Linked DNA regions of Homo sapiens: region 1 is linked to region 2. A link is an interaction called in ENCODE POLR2A ChIA-PET data of the cell type or tissue named here. Cell type or tissue: Panc1. All regions are shown on one strand.

Region 1 (2,500 bases), 380 kb after region 2:
GGCTCACTGCAGCCTCGACCTCCTGGGCTCAGGTGATCCTCCTGCCTCAGCCTCCCAAGCAGCTGAGACTACAGGTGTGTGCCACCATGCCTCACTAATTTTTTTTGTTTGTTTGTTTTGTGTTTTATAGATGCGGTTTCACTGTATTGCCCAGGCTGGTCTTGAACTCCTGGGCTCAAGTGATCCTCCTGCCTCAGCCTCCCAAAGTGCTGGAATTATAGGTGTGAGCCACTGTGCCTGGCCTCTATTTGTTTTATTGTTTTTAATTTAAAACAAACTGCTGGTTTCCATTCACTAAGTTGATATCAGTGCCGTTACTACGGGAATACATTAGAATGATTAGCTTTTAGGTGAAATTGAATTTTTTCTTTAGTTTCCGTAGTTAATGCAATGTACCTGCAGTTTGCAAAATTTTAGTGACTGCTAGATCTTTCCCCTAATATTGTCTTTTTGTAATGGAAAATGTTTAGGTTTGGGGCCAGGTGTGGTGGCTCATGCCTGTAATCCCAGCACTTTGGGAGGCTGAAGTAGGAGGATCACTTAAGCCCAGGAGTTCAAGACTAGCCTGGGCAACATAGCGAGACCCTGTCTCTACCAAAAAAAAAAAAAAGAAAATGTTTAGGTTTGCTAGTTTTTTTCTCTGCAATGTACGTGGATGGATTCTGTAAAACTTAACCTAAATAGCTGCAGAACAATCATTGAGAGAGGGAGGTCCTGTTGCCCTGATTACCATTACTGTCATCCCTGTTCTTTACCATTTCTAGGCACATTATTTTAAAAACTTATTTTGGAATCGTGAGGTTGAAAATGCTCGGTTGTATGCTGAGCTTCTATCGTTAGAATCCTTTGCTAGTTTCCATCTAACAGTCCAAAGTTTAGGTCCTTTCAGTTGGTTTTCACAAACCTTGCTTCTGTTCTTGGCAACTAGTCAAAAGGTTACAAAGCTGCTTTATTCTGCTCTCTTCTGGCCCAAGTCCAGTCTTTGTAAACCAAAAAAAGAGGACTGAGGAATGAAGCAGTTTGCTCATGTGTATATGGTCAGGTGAAATAACATGACTGAAGAGTAATTAGGGTTTGCGACAGTGGATTACATTTATGTATTGTCCCAATTCGTTTCCTGTAATCACAAAGGGGGAAAGGGCGTAGAAATATCAACAGTTCCTTGCCTATCCTAGCTGGTAGAGTGAAACAGGGTCAGCAGACATACTCTACTATTTTTATACCACTACCTGCTCTTAACACTTAGTGAGCACTTACTATGTGCCAGGCACTATTTAAAGCACTTCACTTGTGTTAACTCATACTCATACTTGGGAGGCCTGGGGAAAAAAAATGAGAATGGTAAAGGATAAAGAAGAAGACTTGCCATCTTCTCGTATGTTCTCATTACTTGGCTTAAGAATTCTGGCTGTTGATGACTATAGTATGGCATATCATACATTTTAAGCTCAGTCAGCTTTTAAATATCACCAGTCCTGTCTGCATTGTTCCATTATGAGACACATAGCTGTGGTTTGAGAACTCAGGCTTTGAAGCTAGCCTGCCTGGGCTCGAATACCAGGTTGGTGACTTACTATGTGTATAGCATTGGGGAAGTTACTCTCTGTGCCTTAGTTTTCTCATCTGTAAAATGGTGATAATAACAAATAGCTTCTATTTTATAGACTTATTGAAAGATTAAAATAATTAATGTATTACCTGGGCATGGTGGTGCATGCCTATAATCCCAGCTACTCAGGAGGCTGAGGCATAAAAATTGCTAAACCTGGGAGGTGGAGGTTGCAGTGAGCTGAGATCATGCCACTGCGCTTCAGCCTGGGTAACAGAGCGAGACTGTCTCAATTAAAGAAAAGAAGAAGAAAAAGAAATAGTTAATATATTAAAAGTACTTAGAACGGTACCTGACCCATAAGAAGCATTCCATAAATGTTTGCTATTAATAGTATCAACTCACAGTTGGAGCTCCTGAGAGTGTTTGTGACTATGATGAGTTCTGTATATTTGCTGAGTAACAGGGCATGATTGACATTTAATGTTATATTGCTCAGGAGCTTGAAAATATCTTGTCTTGAGGACCTGTAGGGAAAGTTCTTGTGTAGCGTGTTGGATTTAAAGCTAAAGGTTATCAAGGCTACAGGCCCAACTTTTAAAATCTCTCTTAGGAACCACTTGTTATTTGGGCCGTAATCTTAATAGTTTTAATGGTTTGCTATTTGGGAAAACTTAAGTGGAGCTAGTTAGTGAATTGACTTTCATTCAAGACCAGATTTCTTTCCTTTTTATCTTTGGTGTAAGATATTTATTTATTTTATTTTTCTTTAACAAACACTTATATTATCCTGTCTGATGGAGTTTTGAAGGGGTAAATAAATTTGGAGAAATAAAACATTAATAAAAAAACTGAACCTAGATTTTACAGTTCTTCTAACAGCTAAAGACATAGATTTCAAAAGACTTAGTTCTGTTAGTATAGTGTATAGTCAGTGTTATCCAAACACTG
Region 2 (2,500 bases):
GGTTGAATTGTAATCTTCAGTACTGGAAGTGGGGCCTGGTTGGAGGTGACTGGATCATGGGGGTGGATTTCTCATGAATAGTTTAGCACCATCCATATGGTGCTGCCTTAGCAATAGTGAGTGAGTTCTCGTGAGATCTGGTCGTTTAAAAGTATGTGGCATCTCCCTCTTTGCTCTCTTGTTCCTGCTCTGGTCACGTGACATGCTTATTCCTGGTTGGTTTTCTGTCATGATTCATGATTGTAAGTTTCCTGAGACCTCCCCAGAAGCAGGGCAGTTGCAAGCATTATGTTTCCTGTACAGCCTACAGAACCACGAGTCAAATAAAGCTCTTTTCTTTATAAATTATCCAGTCCCAGGGATCTCTTTATAGCAATGCAAGAATGGCTTAATACAGGGACCTTGTCTCAAAAAAAAAATAGTTGATACATAAGCAAAATATGTATAAAAAAAATAAAGCCACTGAATACAAAAAACAGAGCAACATTTTCTTTGCTTCTCATGCAAATGTGCTTGATTTTCACTTTTACAAAACTTTTAGAGGCAGATGTCCTTCTTTCCTCTTACCTCCTGTGTTGGGGTAGAGCCACACCTGGCCCTGACTCAGTTATCTCAAATTCACACATACATATTCATATCCTCATATTCTCCCTCCTTCCTTCCCCTCTTTTTCCTACTCTCCAGGACAAACAGTACATTATTTCCAAGACTCCGAAATCTGTCCAAATACTTGGAATCAGCCCAATTGCCTTTTCAAAATACAGAATCTCCAGGAGGTAGGACTTTCAGAATCTGTTTTAAAAAATCTCTCCAGGTCAGCCTAGGGTCCTAAGGTCAGTCAGGTGTGTTAAACCCAATACCAGATTATTATCTGGAAACCTCATGGAGGTTAAAAGAGACAGAGGCAGACATTTTCTGGCTATAGGCTGCTTCTTTGTTGAAGAAAAATGAATTAGGGGCCAGGCATGGTGACTCATGCCTGTAATCCCAGCACTTTGGGAAGCCGAGGCAGGCAGACCACCTGAGATCAGGAGTTTGAGACCAGCCTAGCCAACATGGTGAAACCTCGTCTCTACTAAAAATACAAAAATTAGCTGGGTGTGGTGGTACACGCCTATAATCCCAGCTACTCGGGAGGCTGAGGCAGGAGAATCTTGAACTTGGGAGGCGGAGGTTGCAGTGAGCCAAGATCACATCACTGCACTCCAGCCTGGGTGAAAGCAAAACTCTGTCTCAAAAAAAAAAAAAAAAAAAAGAAAGAAAGAAAAAGAAAAAGAAAAATGAGGCCAGATGCGGTGGCTCATGCCTGTAATCCCAACACTTTGGGAGGCCGAGACAGGTGGATCACTTGAGGGCAGGAGGTTGAGACCAGCCTGGCCAACATGAGGAAACCCTGTCTCTATTAAAAATACAACAACAAAAAAAAATTAGCTGAGTATGGTGGCAGGCACCTATAATCCCAGCTACTTGGGAGGCTGAGGCAGGAGAATGGCTTGAATGCGGGAGGTGGAGGTTACAGTGAGCTGAGCTGGTCTCAAACTGCTGGGTTCAAGTGGTCCTTCCACCTCAGTCTCCCAACGTGGTAGGATAATTGGAGTGTTTAGGCCATTTATATTTAATGCTTTTCCTATATATCTCAAATATGGTCCAAGTTGCAAATAAACAACAGAAGCTTACAGTTGTTTCTTCCCAAATTTATAATACATTATCTCCAATTATGTGTTATTGGAAAGTGTATTGTGCAATTGTTGGGTATGGTGTTCTAAATATGCCAATTAGGTCAAGGTGGTTAATCATATACAAATCATTAAGATCCCTTCTGATTTGTTGTCTGTTTGCTCTATCAGTAACTGAGAGAGGTATGTTAACATCTCTAATTATGAAAGTGATGGCCGGGCGCGGCGGCTCACACCTGTAATCCCAGCACTTTGGGAGGCCGAGGTGGGCGGATCACGAGGTCAGGAGATCGAGACCATGGTGAAACCCCATCTCTACTAAAAATACAAAAAATTAGCCGGGCGCAGTGGCGGGTGCCTATAGTCCCAGCTACTAGGGAGGCTGAGGCAGGAGAATGGCGTGAACCCGGGAGGTGGAGCTTGCAGAGAGCCGAGATCACGCCACTGTACTCCAGCCTGGGCGACAGAGCGAGACTCCGTCTCAAAAAAAAAAAAAAAAAAAAAAAAGACAAAGTGATTTCTCTCTTAGTTCTATTAATTTTTGCTTTATATACTTTGAAGCTGTTATGAGGTATATACAAATTTAGAGTTATTATATCTTCCTTTTGAATGGACTTTTTTATCTTTCTGGGTTCAATCAATCCTCTGGCCTCAGTCTCCAGAGCAGCTGGGATTAAAAGCGTGTGCCACTACACCTGGCTAATTAAAAAAAAAATTTTTTTTTAATAGAGACAAGGTCTTGCTATCTTGCCCAGGCTGGTCTCAAACCCCTGAGCTCAAGGGATCCTCCCACCTTGGCCTTCCAAAGTGCTAAGATTACGGGC

The links. Peaks named below come from ENCODE experiments on the same cell type or tissue, not always from the same donor. Only the 100,000 strongest peaks of a DNase experiment are listed, where the experiment ranks them.
Region 1: POLR2A ChIA-PET joins it to region 2 with 12 read pairs; 2 of 35 experiments call an interaction of 5 or more read pairs at or near these places.

What each region holds. Positions count from the first base shown.
Region 1 is chr1:28,077,906-28,080,405 of GRCh38, reverse strand. The region is part of intron 1 of EYA3 (EYA transcriptional coactivator and phosphatase 3); the gene reads left to right. Among named protein-coding and RNA genes, the nearest start is that of EYA3, 9.5 kb to the left of the region's middle. In Panc1, no CTCF peak of the experiment used is centred here; a DNase peak (open chromatin) is centred at 1,533.
Region 2 is chr1:28,453,954-28,456,453 of GRCh38, reverse strand. The region is part of intron 2 of PHACTR4 (phosphatase and actin regulator 4); the gene reads right to left. Among named protein-coding and RNA genes, the nearest start is that of SNHG3, 51 kb to the left of the region's middle. In Panc1, no CTCF peak of the experiment used is centred here; no DNase peak of the experiment used is centred here.